2 separate regions of the Homo sapiens genome follow, and region 2 is linked to region 1. Evidence: chromatin contacts called from ENCODE Hi-C or POLR2A ChIA-PET data. All regions are on one chromosome and are shown on one strand. The core of a region is the stretch at or near the end of the contact, and the rest is flanking DNA. Distances in the headings are between cores, read along the strand shown.

The links. A loop is a pair of places that touch in the nucleus more often than their neighbours do. ChIA-PET counts read pairs that join two places held with the same protein, here RNA polymerase II (POLR2A). Pooled maps may share reads with other maps.
Region 2: a loop to region 1 is called in a map of endothelial cell of umbilical vein, with 6 times the contacts of the local background. The contact joins two enhancer-like sites. A Hi-C loop is called at or near these places in 1 of 168 maps with a recorded cell type or tissue (endothelial cell of umbilical vein) and 2 of 50 pooled maps. POLR2A ChIA-PET finds 5 or more read pairs at or near these places in 2 of 52 experiments (H1 and MCF 10A).

What each region holds. Positions count from the first base shown.
Region 1 is chr6:148,364,105-148,369,271 of GRCh38, reverse strand. All of the region lies in intron 1 of SASH1 (SAM and SH3 domain containing 1), which reads right to left. Among named protein-coding and RNA genes, the nearest start is that of SASH1, 24 kb to the right of the region's middle. RefSeq lists enhancers at 974-1,849, 1,850-2,726 and a silencer at 4,413-4,613. Within about 2 kb of position 1,776, at least 20 of the 41 ENCODE cell types and tissues checked have a DNase peak (open chromatin) inside an H3K27ac peak, as active enhancers do; they include endothelial cell of umbilical vein, where a contact is called at or near this core.
Region 2 is chr6:148,303,316-148,308,359 of GRCh38, reverse strand. It overlaps a transcript of SASH1 not described here. Among named protein-coding and RNA genes, the nearest start is that of SASH1, 37 kb to the left of the region's middle. RefSeq lists a silencer at 613-907 and an enhancer at 457-1,143. Within about 2 kb of position 1,504, at least 5 of the 41 ENCODE cell types and tissues checked have a DNase peak (open chromatin) inside an H3K27ac peak, as active enhancers do; they include endothelial cell of umbilical vein, where a contact is called at or near this core.

The sequences.
Region 1 (5,167 bases), core at 527-3,026:
GACAAACCCAGCTTCCAAAACAGCCTTTTCCCCTCTCATAGCAGGCTGTGCCACTAAAGACAGATTCTCCCTCTGTGCTGCATTCCTGGAACAAGCAGCCAGTCTCTCTACCTTGCACACGCTGATGATTTCTAGTTGTTTCACTTAAGCACATCCAGGTACTCTCCCCAACACGTACAGCTCTGCCAGGCCAATGCACGTGTCTGTTTCCTTCATAACTCTTTGCAGCTCCACCACAATGTTGCACAAGGCAGGCATTTACTAAAAGCTCCACAAGTGAATGGATCCGTATCTTCCAGAGTAAGAGACAGCATGCAACTTCCCACATCATATGAATGCCTTGAAAATTATTTGTTTTTGTTCCATTTGATCAAGTTTGTAAAACAAGCTAAATGCCTTCTATTGACTTCCTGATATTTGTGGATTCAGAGCCCAGGAAGATTCTTGTATCTATATCAGACAACAAATAGAACCCCGTGTGTGTGTGTGTGTGTGTGTGTGCGCGCGCGTGCGCGCGCATGTGGGGGAGGTTGGAAGGATGAGAATTAAGGGGAAAATTTCCATTTATTGAGCATCTGTATACCTATACTACATTGTCGGTATTCTTGTACATCATTTCAATTAATGCACAACACCAATGAGGACATCAAAGCAGGAAGGTTCCATGTCCACTGCCACATGGCTAACAAAGAGCTGGTCCTAGCTGGGAGCAGTGGCTCACACCCGTAATCCCAACACTTTGGGAGGCTGAGGCAGGTGGATCACTTGAGGTCAGGAGTTTGAGACCAGCCTGGCCAACATGGTGAAAACCCGTCTCTACTAAAAACACAAAAATTAGCTGAGTGTGGTGGCTTGCGCCTGTAATCCCAGCTACTCAGGGGGCTGAGGCAGGAGAATCACTTGAACCTGGGAGGCAGAGGTTACAGTGAGTCGAGATCGTGCCACTGCATTCCAACCTGGGCAACAGACTCTGTCTAAAAAACAAAAAAAGAAAAAAGAGAGCAGATCCTGGCTTCAAATCCATTCCTGTCTACTCCAAAATCTGCCTTCACCACCACAGAAGTACGGGCTCACTGCAGTTGGGCACACAACAAGCTTAAGCTAACCTTACTGCTTATTTAAACTATAAAGCCATCTACTGAGGCCTTCCACAGAAAGTAATCCCCACCCCATAATATTTTAAAATAAAACTTAGGGTTAGTTAACAGTACTCCTGAGATGCCTACAGTGTACAGTTGAATAATTCACTTAACCTGAATTGAGGAAACATATGGCTGGGTGCTTGGCCAGGCCAAATTGCCACATCCTCCACTCCATTATTTCTTCCTGAGGCTGGGCTTGCGGTAGACCCCGCAGCCCTGAACGACTCCACCCACAGGCCCCATGGGAAAAGCTGTGACTGAAATGCTGGCACAGCCGCTGCCACCCAGGCACTCGAGGCCTCCGAGGGGTGTCCCCCTCCTGGGCTTTTCACCCCAGCACTGCAGATAAGAAAATGAAATGGAAGTAAGGAGCCAGGGGGATGGGGGCAGCAGCTCCGTCCATCCCCACCAACTCCATCACCCCAACCTGGGGCAGAAGACCTGGACTTGTAACTCACAGACTAGGAAGCATAGGCCAGATACAGATAGAGGCTTCACCTCAGCTGGCTGCAGAGGGCAGGAGGGCTGCGTGTCATCACATCCTGCTTCACCCTGGTCCACCCTCCCCAAGGAAAGCTTCCTGAGGAAATCCTGACTGCTACAGAGAAATGGGTGGTTCAGCCCGAGGACGTAAACAAGAGCAATGTGTTTTGTTCTGTTTCCCTGCAGACCTGCGCAGGGCCTCTGGCTAAACAATTCTTTGGCAGCCATGCAACTAAAAACCAAGCTAAGCGGTGGCTCAGACAACTAAAACTTGTAAGTAAGAATGTGCATGGTCAGACTCAACTGAGGATTGCTAAAAGGACTGAGGTGTGTTCTCACCTAAGTTTTTAGCTTAAGGAAGCATAATTATAAACCGCGATTACTTTTGCACCAACCTAATACAATAACAAAAAGATACACTGTGGCCAGGTGCGGTGGCTCACGCCTGTAATCCCCGCACTTTGGGAGGCCGAGGAAGGTGGATCACCTGAGGTCAGGAGTTCGAGACCAGCCTGGCCAATGTGGTGAAACCCTGCCTCCACTAAAAATACAAAAATTAGCCAGGTATGGTGGCAGGCGCCTGGGAGGCAGAGGTTGCAGTGAGCAGAGATCACGCCATTGCACTCCAGCCTGGGCAACAGAGCAAGACTCAGTCTTAAAAAAAAAAAAAAAAAAGCTACCCACTAGTTACAGAATCCATCAGAACCCAAAGATGATGAGAAGGAAGGGAAATTACTTGCAGAAGCGTATCCAAATGGAATCCTTGGCTTATGCCTGTAATCCCAGCACTTTGGGAGGCAGACGGGCAGGATCAGGAGGTCAGGAGTTTGAGACCAGCCTGACCAATACGGTGAAACCCCGTCTCTGCCAAAAATACAAAAATTACGCGGGCTTGGTGGCCCGTACCTGTAATCCCAGCTACTCAGGAGGCTGAGGCAGGAGAATCGCTTGAACCTGGGAGGCAGAGGTTGCAGTGAGCTGAGATCGCACCATTGCACTCCAGCCTGGGCAACAAGAACAATACTCCATCTCAAACAAACAAACAAACAAAACAAATGGAATCCCTATTTTCTTTTAGTTTTACAAATGACAAAATTCAGGCCCAAACCTAAATGCTTGCCGAGCTTATACTCAGGATCCAGACATTGCAAGTCAGACACCAGAAATGCACCATCGCCCCACCAAGTCCGGACAAGACTTTAAATGAAGTTCTTCTTGTTCTGTTGTCTGCTCGTCTCCTTCCAAGTATCCAATATTTTCTTGTGTCTATATCTTAGCAACTAAGTTCCTCAGCACAGTGTCTACCTTTCTTAAACTTCTTCTCAAAAATGATCTCTATGGGTTTTTTTTGGTTTGTGTTTTTGAGACAGGCTCTCCCTCTTTTGCCCAGGCTGGACTGCAGTGGCGCGAACACAGCTCACTGCAGCCACAATGTCCCAGGCTCAAGCAATCTTCCCACCTCAGCCCTCCAAGTAGTTGGAAATACAGGCAGCGCTACCATGCCTGGCTAATTTTTTTTTTTCTTTTCTTTTTTGAGACAGAGTTTCACTCTATCCCCCAGGCTGGAGTGCAGTGGTGCCACCTCGGCTCACCGCAACCTCCACCTCCCAGGTTCAAGCAATTCTCCTGTCTCAGCCTCCTGAGTAGCTGGGATTACAGGCGCACGCCACCACGCCTGGCTAATTTTTGTGTTTTTAGTAGAGATGAGGTTTCACCACTTTGGCCAGGCTGGTCTCAAACTCCTGACCTCAGGTGATCTGCCTGCCTTGGCCTCCCAAAGTGCTGGGATTACAGGCACGAGCTACCCTGCCCGGCTAATTTTTGTATTTTTTTTTTGTAGACATGGGGTTTCATCATGTTGTGCAAGCTGGTCTCGAACTCCTGAGCTCAACGATCCACCCACCTCAGCCTCCCAAAGGGCTGGGATTATAGGGATGAGCCACTACACCCAGGCAAAAATGATCTTTATATTCCTAGCTCCATCTCTCCTTCAGTTAAAGCTCCCATTATGTGAGCCATTTCAGCAAGGGAGAGCAAGACATCAAAGGTGCTTAAGGATCGATCATGGAGGATGCATCATTTGAATTCTTAAAGGGAAATATGGTCATGAGGTGGGCAAGAATGAGATGTACTTCAGTATGACCCCCTCCTCATCACCTCTACCAGGAGAACCAACAATATCTTTGCAGAGAACTCTGTGCCCTGCAAGATGTCTCAGTTAAAAAAAAAAAAAAGATAGTAAAAGAATTTGATCCAATAAAACAAAAAATGGCCATCAGGCTTCCTAAATACTGTAAATGTCAAATGACTGATACAAATAGTAGGTGCTAAAGAATGTGCAAAGAAGAGAAATACTGATTTTGCAATGTCAACAGACCATACGATTTAAAAAAGCAATCATGGGTTGTAAATCATATGATAATGAGGCATGACAGCTGGGAGCTAGCTTGATCACAAAGTACCTGACACAGTGAAATACTTGAAGGGAAAATTTTCTTTTTCCTCTCCTTTCTTTTTTTTTTTTGTGACAGAGTCTCACTTTGGTGCCCAGGCTGGAGTGCAGTGGCACGATCTCAGCTCACTGCAACCTCCGCCTCTCAGGTTCAAGTGATTCTCCTGCCTCAGCCTCTCAAGTAGCTGGGATTACAGGCACATACCACCATGCCTGGCTAATTTTTGTATTTTTGGTAGAGATGGGGTTTCACTATGTTGGCCAGGCTGGTCTCCCACTCCTGACCTCAGGTGATCTGTCTTCCTAAGCCTCCCAAAGTGCTGAGATTACAGGCATGAAGCACTGTGCCCGGCCGGAGGGAAAATTTTTGTTAATCATGGAATGTTCTTAATTTTTTAATATTGGTATCTTTGACTCCATGCTTCATTTGTACTATTTTGCAATGTTTCCTATGGTCAGAACCCTTGGGGATGATGCAGACTCTATCCTTGTGTTCTTCCCATTTCCCGTGGCAGAACCTATTCTCATCTTGACCTTGTATCTACAGAAACCTTCCTTTTGGACTTGAGTCATTTCCTGTCCCAACTATAGCAACTGCTAGCCTTACGTTCTTCTTGAATATTGAATTGTGAACTCTAAACGTGCTCAGGACAGGCAACTTTCACGTTTCAACTTCCACCCTACATTAGTTAGGAGTCTACACTCTTGCTTTTGTAATCCATCGCTGAGCTTGATTCAAAATTACTGATTCCACTGTCATTCTTTTAATTGAGTATGGTCCTCTCCACACACCCCATCGACTTCCCACAGCTAATGGTGAGTGTGTGTGTCCCCAAAGGAAAGTGGAGCAGTGGTGAGCCATCTCTCAAGACTTCAGGGGACCTTTCCCTTCGTGACCATGAATCATCTTCCTTCTCGATCTCAACGTGAAAACTTTCCTTTTCCTCTGCTAATAAGAAGTTTCTTAATAGGATGTCTGCTGGGCTGTGTAATAATCTCCAAAGGGAAGTGATGGAGGTTTTGGCATGAGTCATTGACGTGGAGCTGGAGGAAGTAATGGGCAGTAATGGACCAGAGGGAGCAGTCCTTT
Region 2 (5,044 bases), core at 255-2,754, 61 kb after region 1:
AAGAGTTCTTTGCCTGGGACCCATTACAGAGCAAGTTCTTTAAAATGCCGTATTGTTACCCATTATTATACATTTTTGGGGGGGGCGGATTTAATATCTTTTTAACTGTGGCAAAACACCATTATTAAATTTTGCCCAAGGTGCGATACATATATACACTTGGATGTGTGCATGCATACACACACGTACACAAACACATGTGAGACACCACAGAAGAAGTGAAAGAGGGACATGGAGGTTAGAAATCCAGAGAAAAAGATGGATCCAGAGATACCCAAGAAAGAGATCAAAAAGATAGTGAGGACACAGTGGCTGGTTATACTTCTTGCTTATCTCTATGGTAAACCTGTGAGTGTTCAGGCTGTCTCTCTTCCGTGTTTTCTGCCCTCATATTACCATAGATCTCCTGCTAGGATCATGGCGCCTCTTCAGTGCTTTGCACATCTTGACCATTCAGAGTCAGCTGAATTATTTCAGAAAAGAATTAAATAAAATATATTTGTCGTGCAAATATTACTGGAAAAGTCATCAAACCCTGAGCCAAGTGACCAATTAAGCAAAATTCTACTAAGTGATTTGCTTTCCACCAAAATAAAGCCAAGTTAAGTTGACTAAGAGGCTGAGCAGACATTTTAATAACCTAATTCAACAAGCAGCTGCCTAATTCAACAAGCAGCAGAAGGGAGATGACAGGTCATTCTGGTAGGGCTGGATTCTTAGGATCAGTCATACATCAACCTTTGAAGCCTGGGATCAGCAAGGGGTGGAATAACAATAAATACAATCAGATGCTTGGAGCCTTGGGGCAGCCACGGAACCTGTTTCATAAATATCTTGTTCCAGGAGGATGCTATTATTTAATGGGCTTGGCACCTCATTATACTGTAAGCTCTTTTAGGGTAGGGCTCCCAGCTTCCTCTCCAGTTGCCTATAAAGGTTGTGCTGGCCAGGTGCGGTGGCTCATGTCTGTAATTCCAGCACTTTGGGAGGCCGAGGCAGGCAGATCACGAGGTCAGGGGTTTGAGACCAGCCTGACCAACATGGCGAAACCCTGTCTCCACTAAAAATACAAAATTAGCCAGGCATGGTGGCACACACCTGTAATCCCAGCTACTCAGGAGGCTGAGGCAGGAGAATCGCTTGAACCTGGGAGGCGGAGGTTGCAGTGAGCCAAGATTGAGCCACTGCACTCCAGCCTGGATGACAGAGCGAGACTCTGTCTCAAAAAATAAGAAAGAAAAGAAAGAAAGAGACAGAGAGAGAGAAAGAAAGAAAGAAAGAAAGAAAGAAAGAAAGAAAGAAAGAAAGAAAGAAAGAAAGAAAGAAAGAAAGAAAAGAAAGAGAAAGGTAGGTTGTGCTGAGGATGTGACAAGCAGCCAGTTCTCTGGGTCACTCAAGGATGACTAAGAGGAACTGTCACCCTATATGTTTACAAATACCAAGGCCTGGTCATCTGACCCACCTCTGCTTGAGCACATTGCACAGAGTGAGTTCCTAGAGGTACATTCCCATTCCTGTGGCCAGGATGAAGCTCTCCCAATTCTTGAGTGCAGCTGGTTTCTGAGACACAGGGGTTCTGCATGGGCTGTTGGGTGATGTGTTCTACAGCCTCTTTCTCAGGGGGAAAGGAGGAATGAAGAAGAAAACCTGACCCTGTCTCAGCTCGGGAGAATCTTGTGTGTGTTTCTAGGGAGAGGAGACTGTGCGAATAGGAGGGAAAGACTGCTTCAATAAAACAAAAGAGGGGCTGTAAGTAGGAGTGTGGATGGATGCCTCCCCTACCACAGCAAGATTGAAGACTCCCTGGAGAAACTTAGTGTGGGTTGAAGTAGCAGCTGCTTTGAGAACACAAAATATTGGAAGCAGAAAGCAACCTCAGCAATAGAGGAAGTGGCAGTGGGTGAAGAGTCTTGCCAATCAACAAGAGTTTCCCTGGGACCCAGCTGAGGCCTGGAACCTTGGGGCTCAGAGGCCTGTGGCCCTGGCTGGAAGACTTGTGCTGGTTAATTTCCATCTTCCCCTCAGATCTATCTCTGCCATCTGTCCCTTTAGAGGCGGACATCTATAGATGGCATCCTGACTTCCTGGTTCTCTGGCTTCTTTTGGGTTGGGTCAATGGCAGAGAGAACAAGCGAGTGGAAAGAGAAAGAAGTAGGTAGGGTATTTATGTCTATTCTTACCTGTGCCCCCCACCTGCCAAAGTTTTAGCAGTTGCTACATCCCTCTAAGGCCAGGGATCAGTAGAGGTAACTCCTTCTTCCAGGGTTCTGTTTTCTTTTTTTAAAATTGTTTTAATTTTGAATTTTTATGGATACATAGTAGGTGTATATATTTATGGGGCACATGAGATATTTTGATACAAGCATATAATAATCACACCAGGATAAATGGGGCTCATCACCTCAAGCACTCATCATTTCTTTGTGCCATGGACATTCCCATTGTACTCCCTGAGTTATTCTAAAACATAAACGTTCTGGTACCTGATTTAACAACCGTTTCCTCGAATTTCTCCTTCAGACTTAAGCATAGGAAAGGCTTTCTGATGTTGCTAGTTTCTGGTGCGTCACTATCTTTGGTTGTTCTTTAATCCTGCCCACAGCTCTGTTAAATAGTCCCCTTATTTGACTCTTGTCAAACTCACTGGGTCTGCCAGTTGTTTAAATGCTGAATCCTGACTGAAAGAGAGATCATTTTCTTTTCTTTCTTTCTTTCTTTTTTTTTTTTTTTTTTTTTGAGTCAGAGTCTCGCTCTGTCGCCCAGGCTGGAGTGCAATGGCACGATCTTTGGCTCACTGTAATCTCTGTTTCCTGGGTTCAAGCAATTCTCCTGCCTCAGCCTCTCGAGTAGCTGGGATTATAGGTGCCCGCCACCACATCCAGCTAATTTTTGTATTTTTAGTAGAGATGGGGTTTCACCGTATTGACCAGGCTGGTCTCTTGGCCAGGGTGATCTCGAACTCCTGACCTCATGATCCCCCCGCCTCGGTTTCCCGAAGTGCTGGGATTACAGGCGTGAGCCACTGCGCCTTGTCAAGAGATCAGTTTCAAGGTTTCCACAGAGCAAGAGCTTTGGTGAGCTTCTGATTGTAAACTCAGGAACAAATAGAACCTTTAACTCTCCTCAGGAACCCATGCAGCAGTAGACAAAAGACGCAAAGAACTTGAGGAAATGAGCCTCAGCCCAGGAATGTTAATGAGAAAGAAACTCTGGAACAATGACCAAAAGTGTATAAATAGGGGATAAACTGCTGAATACATTCTAAAGAAATGTGTATTCAGGAACTGAGTAGTATAGACTGTAGAAGTTATTTATTTATTGATTTATTTGAGACTGAGTCTCGCTCTATCGCCCAGGCTAGAGTGCAGTGGCACAATCTTGGCTCACTGCAACCTCCACCTCCTGGGTTCACGCGATTCTGGTGCCTCAGTCTCCCAAGTGGCTGGGATTACAGGCACCCGCCATCACCACGTCCAGCTAATTTTTGTATTTTTAATAGAGACGGGATTTTACCATGTCGGCCAGGCTGATCTCGAACTCCTGACCTCAAGTGATCCGCCTGCCTCGGCCTCCCAAAGTGTTGGGATTACAGGCGTGAGCCATGGCACCTGGCCAGAATGTAGAAGTTATTTTAATAAGCTTTTCTAGAAGTTGTAAAATTTTAATGCTAGGTCTTTAAAAAGTTCTTTTTCTTCTCTTTTTTTAAGGTGGAAGATTTGGTTATTTTTAATTTTAATTTTTATTTTATTTGAGATGGAGTCTCACTCTGTCGCCCATGCTGGAGTGCAGTGGCGTGGTCTCGGCTCACTGCAACCTCTGCCTCCCCGGTTCGAGCAAGTCTCTACCTCACCCTCCCTAGTAGCTAGGATTATAGGCGCCCACCACCATGCCCGGCTAATTTTTTTTTTCTTTTCTTTTTTTTTTTTTGAGACGGAGTCACTCTGTCGCCCAGGCTGGAGTGCAGTGGCGCGATCTTGGCTCACTGCAAGCTCTGCCTCCCGGGTTCACACCATTCTCCTGCCTCAGCCTCCTGAGTAGCTGGGACTACAGGTGCCCACCACCACGCTAATTTTTTGTATTTTTTTAGTAGAGACAGGGTTTCACCATGTCACTCAGGATGGTCTTGATCTTCTGACCTCGTGATCCGCCCGCCTCGGCCTCCCAAAGTGCTGGGATTACAGGCGTGAGCCACTGCGCCCAGCCATTTTTTTGTATTTTTAGCAGAGACAGGGTTTCACCATCTTGGCCAGGCTGGTCTTGAACTCCTGACCTCGTGATCCACCCACCTCGGCCTCTCAAAGTGTTGGGATTACAGGCGTGAGCCATCGCACCCGGCCCCCGATTTGGTTATTAATTTGAGATCTTTCTTCCTTTTAAATATAGGCATTTAGAGCCATACATTGCCTTCTGAGCATTGTTTTAGCTGCATCTTATAAGTTTTGGTATATTGCATTTTTCCATCTTAAAGCATTTTCTAATATTCCTTGTTATTTCTTCTCTGATCCACTGACTATTTAGGAGTATTTTTATTTTATTTATTTATTTATTTATTTATTTATTTATTTATTTATTTATTTTGTTGAGACAGAGTCGCTGGAGTGCTGTGGCACAATCTTGGCTCACTGGAACCTCCACCTCCCGAGTTCTAGCGATTCTCCTGCCTCAGCCTCCTGAGTAGTTGGGATTATGGGTGCCCGCCACCACCCAGCTAAGTTCTGTATTTTTAGTAGAGACGGGGTTTCACCATGTTAGCCAGGCTGGTCTCGAACTCCTGACCTCAAGTGATCTGCCTGCCTCAGCCTCCAAAAGTGCTGGGATTACAGGCGTGAGCCACTGCGCCCAGCCTAGGAGTAATTTTTACATATTTGTGAATTTCTCAAATTTCCTTCTGTTATTGATTTCTAATTTAATTCCATTATAGTCAGAAAGCATACTCTATGATTTTGATTCCTTTATCTTGAGTCTTATTTTATAGCTTAGCATATGGTCTATCCTGAAGAACGTTCCATTTGTGCTTGAGATGAATATGTACTTGGCTTCTGTT